2 separate regions of the Homo sapiens genome follow, and region 1 is linked to region 2. Evidence: read pairs that join two places in POLR2A ChIA-PET (ENCODE). Cell type or tissue: MCF 10A. All regions are shown on one strand. Each heading gives the region's core, and the rest is flanking DNA. Links, peaks and the distances in the headings are about the cores only.

What was found. ChIA-PET counts read pairs that join two places held together with the same protein. Peaks named below come from ENCODE experiments on the same cell type or tissue, not always from the same donor. Only the 100,000 strongest peaks of a DNase experiment are listed, where the experiment ranks them.
Region 1: POLR2A ChIA-PET joins it to region 2 with 26 read pairs; 2 of 35 experiments call an interaction of 5 or more read pairs at or near these places.

Annotation. Positions count from the first base shown.
Region 1 is chr7:19,616,302-19,624,650 of GRCh38, reverse strand. All of the region lies in intron 4 of LOC105375180 (a long non-coding RNA gene), which reads right to left. Among named protein-coding and RNA genes, the nearest start is that of MIR3146, 85 kb to the left of the region's middle. In MCF 10A, for the core only: a CTCF peak has its summit at 2,674 (motif pointing right); DNase peaks (open chromatin) are centred at 2,730, 3,940 and 5,340.
Region 2 is chr7:19,558,104-19,566,452 of GRCh38, reverse strand. No RefSeq gene overlaps it. Among named protein-coding and RNA genes, the nearest start is that of MIR3146, 140 kb to the left of the region's middle. In MCF 10A, for the core only: no CTCF peak of the experiment used is centred there; DNase peaks (open chromatin) are centred at 5,152, 5,792, 6,142 and 7,712.

The sequences.
Region 1 (8,349 bases), core at 269-8,268, 58 kb before region 2:
CTGTGTAGGATTGATATAATTTATTCCTTAAATGTTGTCAGTGAACTCATCTGGTCCTGATGCTGTTTTGGAAGATTATTATTAGTTATTGATTCAATTACCTTAATATATATAGGCCTTTATCCATTAAAGAAAGGCAGGTATAGGACTATTTATATTGTTGATTTCTTCTGTTGGGAGTTTTAGCAAATTGTGTCTTTCAAATAATTGGTCCATTTCATTCATGTTAACTAATTTGTAGACATAGGGTTGTTAATAACATTCTTTTATTTCCTTTTTAATGTCATCGGGATCTGTAGGGATGTCTTCCGTTTCATTTCTGACATTTGTAATTTGTGCCTTCTGTCTTTTTTTCTTAACCTTTCTAGAGGCTTATCAATTTTGTGAATTTTTAAAGGAACTAGATTTTAGTTTATTTTATATATATATATATATATATAATTTAATTTGGAGTTCTTGAAGGAATAATAAATCAGAACATATATATAAGATTTTCAGTCAAGAAAACTTTTCCATTTATAGAAAATAACATATTAGAATCAATATACCAAAAGGTATACTAATCTTCAGAGAATAAAAATAATTTGGGTTACCATTGATTATAGTTGCATGGGGGAAAGAGCAATTGACATGACATATCTATACAGAAATATTTTCTAGTAGAAGAAAATAGAATAATGCTTTTAAGATACCCAAGGGAAGAAAATATGAGCCAAGGACTTTATACTCAGCCAAATTTTACTTCATGTACCAAAGCAATGCACAAACTATTAGAAACTGGCAAGAACTCAAGACATTACTTTCATAACCACTTTTTGAGTAACTTAAGATAATGGTGTCCCAAGCAAATAAGAAATAACTGGAAAAGCTTCACCATAAATTCTGGTGGATTTCACTAAACATACTCCATTGTAGAAAGCAAGTTTAATACAGAGATAAGGGAACGGGTGTATGTGTAGTGCTTTATATTTTGCAAAGCACATTTATGTACTCAATTTTAGTTTATATTCGCTAATAGTTTTGAGAGCAAGAAAGTCAAAGATTAGAAACATTACATTTGACAAATGAGTAAATATAGTAAACCAGGTAAAATGATTTTCCTAAGTTTACATAACTGGAAAGTGGCTGAGTCAGAGTTTGAACTCAAATCTTCCTTCGCATAAGTAAAGTTGTAAAGGGGAATAAAAAGTAGGTTCGGGGATGGTGAATAAATCACTTGGAAAATAAGCAAGATTTGCACAGATAAGATGTAGGAAATTATTTTTTAAAAGTAAACTAAACCCAAATATCGAGAGCTTTGACAACCAGGAAAGCCCTAAAATATCTAAGCAGAGAAGTTATATGGTTGTAGGGATATTTGAAGAAATTAATTCCAAAGTCAGCTTGCAGAAATAAATGAAAAGGGACATTAGAGAGAAGAATTGTTATGAGAATGGTTTTACCATTATGTCTATCTAAATGGCCCAGTTTATGGGTTAAAAAGTAGTGGTGTAAAAGGAAGGCAGAAAGAAATGTCGGAGCCATTTTGTCATGAATTTATTAAATCCCTACCAAAATAATTCTCAACTGTGTGTCAGAGAATCTATGAACCAGAAACTCTTGGAGAAATGACACAGAAAAGGTAATTCTGATAAACACCTAAGTTTGAGAACCCATGAACTTTATATTGTGGCAGGAATAATTAATTTTAATGACTAAATGAACACAGAAGTAAGGATGCATATAAAATCAAGATGATTCCAAATTTTTAAGCCTGGGAGACTTTATCCCAGGAAAATGAGAATAACTTTGTCACTATTATTATTATCAAAAATAATCTATCAATTCTGCTAATTCCTGTTGTGTTAAATTTAAAATTCACTGAAACATAGTGCCTAGATGTTAGAAAGTTTATAACAGATGCAATTAAAACATTTATTGGCATATATAAACTCAAGGAAAAGAGACATGGCAATTTAAGAGTCATGGCAGAGTAATTAAAATGGATTACTATGTATCTACCTATAGTTACAGAAAAAGATAATTTTAAAAGTAGAAAAGATACAATATGTGAAGAGGTAATAATTATACATTTGTCAAGATTAATGAAAGACAAGAGTTCCTTTACTCACTGCGAACACCTATGAGGCAATGAATGAATACTCTGGCCATTAATTTCCTGTTTCTGAAGTCTATGAATTTTTACCTTGTCAAAGCATATAACATTGGCATACTGTTAGCCTTGTTCTTATCATCTGAAGATAAAATGAAATCAAGTATAAAAACATGCTTTGTAAAACACTACACAATATCAATTCATTTGTCTTTATTTTAATATTTCTTTCTAATTCCCCTGCCATTCAAGGCACAGTTGGGTTTTTAGACTATTTTTTATTAATGCCAATCATTAGGTCCTTTGTTCACTGATGCGCATTTCTATTTATATAGACTTCAACTATTAAAAATGGTGATGCATTTTTTGAATCAATTTCAATTTGTAATCTCTCCTCTTGTCTACTTACCTAGAGAATAAATACACTAAGGTAGTGAATTTCATCTTATTACCACTCCTGCCAAAAAAGAAACTACATCTAACAAGTACCCAATGTTTGATGGCTTTATTGATTTTCTTCGGAACAGTTTCCATTAGATTTTCCCATAAAAAATGTGGCAGGATTTATGTCATTGTTCCAACTGCAGGTGGCACTGACTGACTTAATTTGTCAGTTCTGTTCTTGGTTATTCTTTCTTAACCTGGAAGTGAACAGAATACTACACATCATGAATCATCCCGAAGAAAAAGCTGGATAAATAGTTCCTTTGAGGGAGCAGTTTCATGTGGGAAACCCTTTTCTCTTTTTATCTATTGTGCTCCTAGGAGTCCAGCCAGGACCACATCTCTTTAGTTTATTTGATATATCTTAGTGTCTACCATGGTGATGTGAATATGTAGATATTTGATAAATAATGTATCATGATGGTTGTGGCTATCATCATTAGGGTGATTATGTAACCTATTCAAGGGTTTTGATGTTTTGACTTCATGGTATGATTTGTTTCGTTTCTAGATTTCTCTTTATTAATGGAGGCCTTGAATGAATTACATTTTGTTTAAGCATTCAGAGAGTCAAAAGAAAGACCTATAGAGGTCACCAGTCTATATATATTATTTCACACAGGAAGGATTTTGAAGAACAGGGAGGTTTGACTTGCTCAATATAAAGCATGTAGTTTCAGTTCTAAGACTTAAAAAGCAGGTCTTCTGATCCTAAACACAGTATAATTTCCACTACACTAAAATTAGAAATTGCCTTTGCTATTACATAAATGGTAATGTACAGCTCTGATTCAAAATCATATTTTAGAATTTTGCTTTAGAATTCACAATGAAGGACAAAGAATAGAGAAGTGAAAATCACTTGATATATTTCTTCCCAATTTAGAGATTTTGACAGAGTGGGTGGGTCCATCCCATTTTATCAGGCATTATGGAATAGCAATAAAATCCTGAGCTAAGAGAATACAACCGAATTAAAGCTAGTTGGGTAGCCAGTTTCAACCACAGCTGACAAAGGAAACTGACAGAACGTAAGTGAAGAGAACTTCAGGATATGTGTTAATACTGGCTGAGGGGAATTTAAAAAAAAAAAAAGGAGAGATTTAACTCCCTGTTGAGATGGCTAGTGTTAAAAGCAAATGTTCTTTATAGTGATCTGGATATCAATTTCTGTTGGGGTTCAGAAAAATGATTCGGGACTTCAAAACATACAATATCATGTATATTCTGACATTAATGATTTTCATCAACTGAGGTAAGGAGATGGAGTATAAGATGAATATCCTATACATCCCAAAGTCGGCTTGATGCACAAGGCAGCTACCATAACAAACCTCAAAAGACATTTGTTCATGTGGTTAATTTTGTAGCCAAATGTTTTATTTCATAATTCTGGAAGTCAACCAATTCTCTGTTCCCTTACTACATTTCAACACTGAATAAATACAATGCTGGACCTGGCCCACTGAAAACGACCTGCTATCACTCATATAGGCAAAGCCATGATTCTGAATTGATTTGGTCCTCCTTCTGGATTGTGGTAGGGAAAATAAATGCATGTGGTGACTTATGACTGTTTCTTCAGGTGACTTGCACCTTGGCTGATTTGATTTGTACTGATGGGACCACAGAGAGACCTTTATCTGCTTCCCAGCCACCAAAGGTCAAGCTATTTTCATGCTTCTCCGTCTCATTTTCCTTCCTTCTGGGATTGGTACTGTTTTTGCAGGCTCTATATTATTGTCATATCTACTTTTTTCAACCCATATTTACTTTTTGATTATTGTAAGTCCCTCTTAAATATAGCATAAACCTATGTAATTATTTTACAAAGGAAGAATCATTATGTAAGGCCTTTTCTTTCCCTTTCATCTCTTTTTGCTTTTGTCTATGCTGCTTCATTTGCCTAGAATGTTCATTCTTTCCTTTTGTTCCTGGCTAATTTCTATTACCCTTCAAGATTTAGTTTAGCTACCACTCTACCAGAAAACCTTTCCTAACCCATTCAGTCTGAATTCAGTGCCCCTATGTTGCAATTGCAAAGTAAATGCTATCTTGGCTTATTATTCTATTTCTCGCACTATATTGTTATTGCCATTTTATTGCTCTCACACATCCCACCAGCACTCTATAAGCCAACTCAGAGCAATTACTGGCTTCTTTTTTTTTTTGTCTGGGCCAAGCATAGGGCATGGGACACAATAAATATATAACACATGGCAGATGAATAAATGCATGGATATTTAGAATAAGATTCAGCGGTTCGTCACTTATTTTTTAAAAAAATACCGAAGTTATTGGTATAGATAGAAGAAAATTATATTTAGAATCAGAAGACATGAGGTATGACCTAGACAAATCTTAGCTTACCTCCTCATTTTAATTTACTCATGTGAAATAAAGCTATATGTGATTTATAATGATAAAAACAGTTCTTAGAGACAGATTACACTTTTCTCATCGTAAGAGACAGTGAAGTGTTGTGACAGTTTAGCTGCAATTGGACACCACATATTAAATCTCTAAAAAGTGTTTGTCAATATATAATGTTGATAGCACTTTTCAAACTTATTCAGAGCTGAGCTAATAATAATAATAATAATAATAAATATTCACATAAATAAATGTTGTAACCTTAACAAAACCAATTTGGTGGAGACCACAGGTGACATGCCAATGTCTATAGAGAAAGGAAACTATGACTCAGGATGATCCTAGGGAGAAATGCTACAGAAAAGGAATTTCACAATTTAAGGGCTCAGGACCAGCAAAGGCTAATTTAATTATAAAAAACCAAATAGGTTCTTAGGGTCACCAATCTCCTTTGATTTAGAACAATTTCAGTTGAGGTTTGATGAATCATACCAAATCAAAGGAGTCACATAGTCCTTCCCTGGGCTTAAAGTTTCTCAATCTGATACTCTTTTCACTGTAACATCTGACCTGCAATATAATAAACTAAGGCTACGAGCTAGTACTAACAAAGCACATGTAAAGCCAAAGATAGGGGGAAAAAAGTAGAGCACATGTGAATACTCTATACCTAAAGAGCAAATGTAGCCTCAAAACTCCAGCTAGATATTTTAGACAAAATTTGGGCATATATTTCAAATGCTATGTGAAGTAAATGCCTAATTTTTTTTTCACCCAACATCACTTTCTTTATTATAAGAAAACTCCAATTTTACTCAATAAACTGTCTCTTCCAGCCTCAATCTTTATAGTAATAGCTTGTGTCAGGAGCTTCTTGATCTAGGAGCAACCTTGTTGCTAATCTGTGTATTTCTAAATTTATTGCCCCAGAGTCATAGGCAGTTGAAGAGTAAATGTTATAAAGTGGGTAAAAGAATATATTTCTCCTGTCTAACTTTTGGAAGCTCTGAGATCTGACCTATTGAAGATTATCATCTATTCTATAATAGATGATATTTATATTATAAATACAGCATATTTATGTCAAATACAGTTGACCCTTGAACAACTTAGGTTTGAATTGTGTGGGTCTACTTACGCACTGATTTTTTCAATAAATATACTGGAATTTTTAAAAGATTTGCAACAATTTGAAAAAACTTGCAGGTGAACCTCAGTAGCTTAGAAATATTGAAAAAAAAAGAGAAAGTCAGGTATGTCATGAGGCCATAAAATATAGATACATATTAGTTCATTTTATCATTTACTATCATAAAATATGCAAAAATCTGTAATAAAAAGTCAAAGTTTATCAAAATATATACACACAAACACAGACCATACATGGTGTCAGCTGTAGCTGAGAGAAATGTAAACAAACATAAAAATGCAGAATGAAATCATAACAGAATAAGATTAACTGTTGTACATATTATACTACTATAATAATTTTGTAGCCATCTCCTGTTGCTATTGCAGTGAGATCTGTTTAAGATGCCATATGATGCTAATCATCTCCAGTAAATTGCATGTCACAGAAAAAAATGATCTCACAGTTCTTGTGTATTTCCCATTTTTCTTCATGCTTAGTGCAGTACTGTAAACCTTGAGTAACGCCACTGGATCCCTATGAAGTGTCACTAGCAATGCTGGAAGTGCTGCCAAGAAGCAGAGAAAAGTCATTACACTACATAAAAAAGTTGACTTGCTTGATACGTGCAGCAGGCTGAGATCTATAGCTGCAGTTTCCCACCATTTCAAGAGAAATAAATTCAACATGAGGCACATTGTGAAAGACAGGAAGAGAGAAGAAAGGGAGGGAAGGAAGAAGGGGAGGGGAGGGATGGGGTGCAGGGGAGGGCAGGAGAGAGAGAGAGACAGAGAGAGAAAAGAAAAAAGGAAGAAAGAAAAGAAAAAAGGAAGAAAGAGAGAGAGGAGAGAGGGAGGAAGGAAAGGAGGGAGGAAAGAAGGAAGGAAAGGAGGAAAGAAAGGAGGAAGGAAGGAAGGAAAGAAGGAAAGAAAAAGAAAGGAAGGAAGGAAGGGAGAGAGAGAAAGTAAAGGGGAGGGAGGGAGGAAGGAAAGGAAGGAAAGGAAGGAAGGAAAGGAAGGAAGGAAGAAAGAAAGAAGGAAAGAAGGAAAGAAAAGGGGAGGGAGGGAAGGAAGGAAGGAATTCATGAAGCTGTTGCTTCATGAGTAGCTGTGGAAGCAAGTATAAAAACCTTGCACTTTCTGCAAAACACTTTTTAATCTCATATTGAAAATTCAGTTTATATGTGGGTACAGGATTACTATAAGAAAGTATACCTATAGACTAAATTTATTTTTTTTAAAGGAAGTCATTATGCAACATCTTAAAATGAAAGTCTCTAAACCTGGAGAATTTAATGCCAGCAATGGATGGTTTGATAATTTAGGAAGAGGTTTGTCTAAAAAAAAAAATCTCAAGATAACAGGAGAAGCAGCTTCAGTTGATCAAGAGGCTATAGATGAGTTCCCAGAGGTGTCATTAAGAAAATTATTGAAGAGGGCTGGGCACGGTGGCTCACGCCTGTAATCCCAGCACTTTGGGAGGCCAAGGTGGGCAGATCACAAGGTCAGATCGAGACCATCCTGGCTAACACGGTGAAACCCCGTCTCTACTAAAAATACAAAAAATTAGCTGGCGAGGTGGCGGGTGCCTGTAGCCCCAGCTAGTCGGGAGTCTGAGGCAGGAGAATGGCATGAACCCGGGAGCCTGGGAGGCAGAGCTTGCAGTGAGTCGAGATCGTGCCACTGCACTCCAGCCTGGCCCACAGAGTGAGACTCCGTCTCAAAAAAAAAAAAAAAAAAAAAGGAAAAAAAGAAAAAGAAAAATATTGAAGAGAAAGAATATTTGCTCAAACAGATTTTTAATGAGGAAAAAGTGCTCTACTTTGGGTAAAACAATGCCATAAAGAAAATTTACTAGGAAGGAAAAGAAGCAAGTACCAGGACTTAAGGGAAGAAGAAAAAGGTTAACCCTACTGTTTGTTGCACAAATGCAGTCAGGTTTATGATCAGGACTACCCTTATACATAAAGCCACTAAGCTCTTACCCTCGAAGGAAAAAGGGAAACACCAGCTACCGGTCTTCTGGTTATAAAAGAAGACCTGAACGAGACCCTTTTTCTGGATTGGTTCCATTGATTTTTTGTCCCTGAAGTCAGGAAGTATCTTGCTAATAAGGGACTGTCTTTTAAAGTTCTTTTGATATCGGACAATGTTCCTGGCCACTCAGAACACCATGATTTCAACAACAAAGACAATGAAACTGTCTACTTGTCCCCAAACACACCTTTAATTCAACCTGTAGTTCATAGAGTCATAAAAACCTTTAAGACCAATTACACATGGTGCTCTATGGAAAGGATTGTCATTGCTAT
Region 2 (8,349 bases), core at 221-8,220:
AGTAATGGCAATTCCAAAAGAGAATGGATAGTCTTTTCAACAAATGGTGCTGAAACAACTGGACATCCATAGGCAAAACAGAACTAAACAAAATAAAAAACAGCCAGATAGGCATTTTATGTCCTTTGCAAAAAAAATTAACTCAAATGGATCTCAAACCTAAGTACAAAATGCAAACTTATTATACTTGTGGAAGATAAAGTGGGGTAAAATTCATGCAACCAGATTTGGTGATGAGTTTGTAGATAGAACACAAAAAGCACTAATCATGGAAGAAGAAATTGATAATTTAGATGTTATTAAAATTAAAAACTCCTGCTCATTGTTAAAAGAATAAGGAAACAAGTCACAGACTGGGAGAAATCATTTGTAAAATATATCAGATAATGAATTTGTATACAATTATATACAAAGAACTCAAAAACTCAACAAAAAACACACAACACAATTAAGAATGGGCAAAAGATCTGAATAGAGCTCAGTAAAGAAAATTATACAGATGACATATAAGCATAGGAAAAGATACCTCATATGAAGTATCTTTAAGAAATTATAAACAAAACAGTAATGAAATACCATTACACACCTAGTAGAGTTGCTAAAATTAAAAACAAACAAGCAAACATGATACCAAATGCCAGTGAGAATGCTGAGCAACAGGAACACTCAATCATGGCTGGCAGCAATGCAAATAGCTCAACTATTTTGGAAGACAGTTTGGTAGTTTCTTTTAAAGTTAAAAGTAATTTTACCATATGATCCAGCCACCATATTCCTAGGTATTTACCCAGTTTTGAAAATTTATGTCCACACAAAAACCTGCACATAAATGTTTAGAGCAGCTTTATTCATAAATGCCAAAAACTTAAAGAAACCAAGATGTTCTATAATAGAGGATGAAGAGACAAACTGTAGTGCATTTATGGAAAGAAATATTGAGCAATAAAAAGAAACCTGCCAGTGTTCAATAGCACTATTGGGTGAGTATAATTAACAATTTATTGTTTATTTTCATATAGCTAGAAGAGTGGATTTTGAATATTTACATTAAAATGGATACATGCTTGAGTTGCTGGATACGCTAATTACCCTTGTTTGATCATTGTACATTGTACACATGTATTAAAATGTTATGCTATACTCCATAAATATGTAAAATTATGTTTCAATTAAAAATAATAAAAGCAACACAAAACACATGTGCTATAAACCATGAAAAGACATGAAAACAATGTAGATGTATACTGTAAAGTGAAAGAAGCCAGTCTGAAAAGGCTCCATGCTATATGATTTCAATTATATGAAATTTTTGAAAAGGCAAAACTATAGAAATCATTTTCACTTACAGTATTTAATGGATCACTTTTACAATTTTGCAATTTTTAATGAATCAGTTTTACAGATATTTTTAGATCAGTGGCAGTCAGCAGAGAGGGAGGAGAAGGATAAGTAGGTGAAGTACATGGTATTTTTTAGGATGGTGAAACCATCCTGTATAAAACTGTAATGGTTAATATATATTATTATGCATTTGTCAAGCCCTGTAGAACTTTACAGCACAAAGAATGACCTTAATATAAACTATGAATTTTAGCTAATAATAATATATCAGCATTAGTTCATTAATTATAACAAAGGTACCATCCTACTGCAAGATGTCAGTAACGTGGGAAACGGTGACAGTCATGGTAGAGAATGGGGTTTGAATGTATGCAACTCTTTGTAATACCTGCTTAATTATTTTGTAAATCTAAGACTATACTAAAAATGGCCTATTTATTATTTTAAAAATCAACAACCCTAAAACAGAACAGAATCTAGTCACTGTCACATATTACTTATCATACTAATTGCAAACAAAAAATGCCAGACATGTAAATAAGCAAAAATGTGTGCTGCATAGTTCAGAAAAAAAATCAAAAGAAATTGACTTCGAGTGGGCATGGATATTAGATTCAGCAGACAAAGACTTTAAAGTAGGACTGATAAGTATGTTCAAATAATTAAAGAAAGAATAGCTAAAATATTAAAGGGAAATATCATAACAATGAGACAACAAATAGAGGATCTCTATTGAGGAATATAAAGTATAAAAAAGAACCCAGTAGAAAATTTAGAGCTGGAAAGCATAATAAATTAAATTTAAAAATTACTCAATGAACTCAATAGTAGATTTGAAATAATAGAAGATTCATACCTTTGAAAATAAACAAATATAAATTATTTTATCCAATAAAATAGAAAACGTTAAAAAATAAACATTACTTCAGAGATGTCTGGGATAATATCAATCACCCTAACATATGTGTATCTGGAATTCCAGGAAAAGAGGTTGAGAAAGAGAGAGGCAGAAAAATTATTTTGAAAGAAATGGCCAGAACTTTACCAAATTTGGTCAGAAACATTAACTATATAGATCCAAGGATCTCAACAAACCCCAAATAGGATAACACAAAGAAAAGTATACCTAGAAATATTATAGTAAAATTCCTAAAAGACAAAGGTTAAAAGAAAACAAAACAAAAATTTTAAAAGTATCAAGACAGCTATAATTCATCATGTAGAGAAGGACAATAATGAGGTTAAAGGCAGACTTATCAGAACAATGGAATCCAGGAGATAGTAACATATTAAAAAGTCCTGAAGTAAAAGAAAATGTCAACTAAATATTTTGTGTCAAAATTATTCATCACAAAATAAAGACATTTCCGGGTTTAGAAAACAAAAACAAAAACAGAATTTGTTGCTATACACTTTCCTTTCAAGAAATAATTTTAAAATTTCATCAGATGGAAAAGAAGGGGCATCAAATGGTAACTAAAAACCACAGGAAAAAATGATGAATACATAGATAAAAGATTTTGTGTAGGTGTACGTAGGTATTATCTTTTTCTCGTTAATTTAAACATATTATAATTAAAATCCAAAAAAACCCCACTCAATTGTTGTTTCTATAATGTATACAAACACGATATATATGTCAATAATAATAGAAAGAGAAAAAAATGGAGCTATACAGAGACAAGTTGCTATATTTTATTGGAAATGAAGTCAGTGCTAACTTGAAGATTGTATTACATTACAGACGCATATTTTAACTCCTAGAGTAATCAAACACTGAAAGTTACACACCTAAGTGTCAGAAGAGTTAAAATGGCAAAGTAAAAAAGTTTGTTTACCAAAAAAGAAGTAATAGAGGATGAATAGAGAAACAAAAATAGTTAAATAGAATAAAGCAAAATGTCCAACCTAAATCCAACCTTACCTATTATTATATTAAACATGAATTGAATAAATATTTCAAGCAAAGGCAGAGAATGTCAGACTGTATAGAAAAAAATATTCAACTAGATGTTTTCAACGAGAGATGTACTTTAAATACAAAGTCACAAATTGATAGGACAGCATGTAAAAAGATGTTCCATGCAAAAAAATTACAGTTTACTGGAGTGGCTATATTACTATTAGAGAAAAGAAGCTTCAATATTTAAGTAATAATAATAAATATTACCACTAATAACAATTACTAATTATGCTACCACTTGGATAAATATTGGAATAGATGCTTTTCTAAAGAAGGTACACAAATAGCAAATAAGTACATGAAAAAATGCTAACCTTTGCTAATTATTAGAAAAATGCAAACCAATTACATAATAAGATGCTGCTACACATACACTAGAATAGTTGAATTAAAAAAAAACACTGACAATACCAAGTATTGGTAAGAATATGAAGAAATCAGAATTCTCAGACATTGTTTGTGGGAATTTAAAACTTGACAGCCACTTTGGAAAACAGATTGGTAGGTTTCTACAAACAGACACTTACATAATTTAGCAGTTTCATTCACAGGTATTTACCCAAGAAAAATGAAAATCTATCATCACACTAACACTTGCATATAAATATTTATAGGAGCACTGTTTATAGCAATGAAATAAACCAAATGTCCTCTAGCAGAATTTCTTCTTCCTTGGGGAGCCTCATTGATTTGTCTTAAGGCCTTCAACTGAGTATGAATCTCATCCAGTTTATGGTGGGTAACTGGCTTTACTCAAAGTCTATTGATTTAACAGTTAATCGCATCTAAAAAGTGTATCCACAGCAACATCTAGACTGGTATTTGATCAAATACCTGGACACCATAACCTAGTTAAGTGGACACATAAAATTAACCATCACAGTATACTACACACATAGCGCCACGTCTATCAGTCGATCCTTCCTCCTTTCAAAAACCACCTCATTAAGCTCTTGAGTTCCTTGAACCCACCTACTTTTTGTTCCCTTTCCATATTTTCCTTGTTGAGTTTTCCAAGATGACTCCTCATTCTCTTCCATGTCTAACAAGCTCCTTTCCAACTCTGGGTCGTTTTTACTTCATATTTTCTCTGTTTCTAGTGTATGGCTGCTAATGAGCAAAAACTGTTTCCTTGTATCTAATAAAACTTCATGCTATCAGTTCTCTGGGAAATTCCTTGGGAAGCCTCTTATTCATTTCTCATAAATTCCCTGTTTTCTACAGCAATGTGACAGAAATCTTCATAAACCAAATTTCTGATATCATCACTTTCTTTATCCCTCTTTGAGGTGTAAGATTTGCCATCATCTCTTGACCAAAATCAGTTAAGATCCACTAATTAATATTTGGACTCCTCCTAACTCTGGCTTCAACTTCTTACATGACCATTACCCAACTTCAAATTCTAGCCACATTTCACTGTAACATAAATCTGATTCTTCATAAAAACTGGATCATCAACATTTCCTCACATAAAGACCTTGCCTTATGCTTCAGAACTAGTGGAATGCCCTTCACTCAAATGTTTACTGAAAACTTTCTAAACCCATGAATGAGTAAATGCATAAACTCTTGAATCCATGCTTCTTTCTCAATCTTTTAAATTCGAATCTACCCCTTAAGGATTACCTCAAGTGCCATTTTATGTTGTATATCTGACCTGATCAGACTGCCTGAATCTCAATAAAAACTCTGTCTGCCTGTCTATAGCACTGATTTTTTTTGTATCACTCATCTGGTACATAATATATATCCGACCTTTTAGAAATATGCTCATGCTGATCTCCATTAGAAAGTAAGCTATCTGTCTTGTTTATGCAAGAATTGCCTCACAGTTGTACTAATTGCAACTCCTTTAGTGTAGTGTTTCACACAGTATCATTGCGAAACAACAGGTCTCAGCACAATAAATAAATGGGTGGAGGGATAAAAGAATTAATAACTGAAAAACAAATGTTACCAGTAGATTCCTGATAGTACACCATGGATTTATCTTTAGTTAGTTAGCTCTTTTTATTTTATTAAATACCCTACAATATTCTCTAAAAATAAGAGCTATATTTTAGGTCAAGCTGTTAGATCAGAGAAATTTAGAATTAAACACACAATGAAAAATACATTTATTTTAAATAGCGAAAGAAAAAGCATAAATTTTATTGAAAGAGAGATAAAAAGTTAAGATCTAGTGGACTTACGCTTACTTTAAAAAAATATGTAAAGGGACATGGGGAGAAAAGAGAAGTAGTCTTTTAAAACAATGCTGCTGACTCAGCCCTCCAAATAAAAACATCAATGATACTGGTACGACGAAATAGAGTCTAGCTTAACAGAACTCTAAAGGTATAAATGAAGTTGACCTTTAAAAGAAAACAAGTAAAATAAGAAGAAAGTCAAAGAACCTTAACAAGCACCAAGTATCTTCTTTTAAACCGTGACAAATATGTTCCCAAGAGATGATTCATCAACATGAGACTACCAACAGAAGTTCCCAGCCAGTACCTAATGTTCTGGATAAACCCACAGGATTACACTGAGAAGTGAGTAGAAGGAATTTACTGCCTATGGCTTCTTCACCCCTGGCCCAAAATAGTAGTTTCACATAATTTTAAAGGAACCTTAATATTCTCTTTAAGTTAAATTTTAAATTCATAAAACTTCCTATCGTATTTCTTTAGAATTTCATAGAATTCTTCTATCAATCTATTCGCAAGTGAAATATCACAAAGTCACTTTTAATTTTGCATTTCCCGTCAGGAAATAAATAAGTTGAGGATATTGAACATCTTTTTTTGCCTAGTTATGAAATTAAAGCACAGGGTGTAATCTTAGCTGCTGCTCTTTCATTATTTGGGAACTCTGTTCTTGGAAACAGCTAGCCTTTTGTGCCAGGGGTCATATTCCCAATTATTTCATAGAATAATTTGACACCACACTTAGCCAGGGATAATTTCTTACAGTCGTGATTCGATCAGATGATAATTCACTGAATTAGCCTAATTAGACTTACCTCACTTTGTCCTTTGGCTTTGAACAGAGGTGATTAGAGTAATACACATTCACTTATGATTTTTTAAACCCACCAAGTTAAAAATAGTTTTAAAATAATCTGTTAGCCAGATTATTTTTCTTATTTGGTAAGCAGACAGAAACATTTAAAAACATAATCTGTTAACCAGAGAAAAACTTCTTTTTTGATTACAAATACAGTTTACATTGTTGAGCAATGGAGATTAAAATGTGACTGGAGATTATTGAAATCTTAACTGCAATTTAATTTTGATAATTAAATCCAAGCCACGGATGACTTTTTTATATTCAGGAAATATAAAAAAAAAGAGCTTGGATGATCTTCTTGTGCCAAAAAGTAAGAAAGCAGCAGAAAAAGAATAAAAGAAAACAAAATGATACAAGTGAGGTATGTCAAATACACATAGAAGACAATTAAAAGAGATCCTAATGGCCAAAGCTGACACAATTTGAAGAACAGAATAGACAACGATATATTAGGTCAGAAAATAAATATCCATGAGTCTATAGTGATAGAATAAAAATAAATAAATAAATGGAAGAGAATAAACAAATCTTGTCTGTAGAAAAATTCTAAATAATTTTAACATCTCTAATAATGCAGATATACTCCCACTCAAAGATGTGGAACATAACTCCCTACACCTCCAGTCTTTATGTGTAGGCTGTATATAGAGTGACTTCTTTCCACAGTTCAATATGAAAAGAGGGGAAAGAAGAATTAACTTCACAATGGAAAATTTTAACATGGTCTGCCTCGTCTAGCTAGTGCATGTCAAGCTTATCTCTGTGGTCTTCCTTCCCCAAATCCATAGCCCCAGTGGAATCATTAAAAAAAAAAAGAATCAACAAATTGAGGGACATTCTTACCAGTGTCCTAGTAAAATGTCTTACCAGTACTCCTCAAAACTGTCAAGCCATCAAAAATAAGGAAAATCTGAGAAAAAAATCAGACCCAAGAGGAGCCGAAGGAGACAAGAAAACTAAATATAATGTGGTATCCAGAATGGTATCTTGGAAGAGAAGAAGGACATTAACTAAAATCTAAGAAAATCTGAATGAAGAACAACTTTTAGTGAATAATTATGCCTTAATATTGATTCATTATGTGTGACAAATGTATCATACAATATAAGATGTTAAAAACAGAAGAAATTGAGTGTAGGGTACAAGGAACCTCTATAATATCCTTGAAGCTTTTCTATAAAAGTATTCTGAAATAAAAAAGTGTGTTTCTTTTTAAAAGCAAAATGTCATGTTTAATTTTAAATACATCTTGAATGGGATACTTATATGCTGCAGCATAGTCATCAAATATAATACATTTTGAAAGAAGATTCCACATACTTTTCAGATGCATCAGCCTTAACCACAGGGTGGATAAAGAATAATGATGGGACAGATATCTCCAGAAGGTTGTTAACACCGCAAAACATTTCCTCAAGAAATCTGCAGTTTGATCATTCACAGCTCACTAGAACTTCAGATCTTATGATAATACAGGCTGCCTATTAATTTAGTAATAAAAGCAAATCTCCTGCAAATCTTAATCTTGGACCATCTTTTCATCATCACTGTGCCTTCTCAGTAAATGGGCCATTTAGTTATTTGCCCACTCCCTTGTGTCTTCAACACAGTTGAATACAAATCCAGTCACCAATTCTATTAGCATGACAGAATCAGAATCAGCATTTCAACATTTATTTGTACGATCAAAGCCTTAAATTGGAAGAACTGCAGGTTCCATATGAAACTAATATCCCCTTGAAGGAGCTGCTGGAAAGATCTGATCCAATTATAACAGAAGTCAAATCCCCAGGTTTTCACAGTAGCTAGGTTGTCATTCAGATAGAGGAGCCAAATACAACCCTCTTGCCTTGGCAATACCATCACTTGGATGCCTGTCATTTGCTTTGAGACAGGATGGACTATTGAACTTCTTGAAGATTTTGGGACTGCACTTACAAAATAGTTTTAGTAGCACTTATGAGTATTGGGACTACAAAAATGATTCTGTA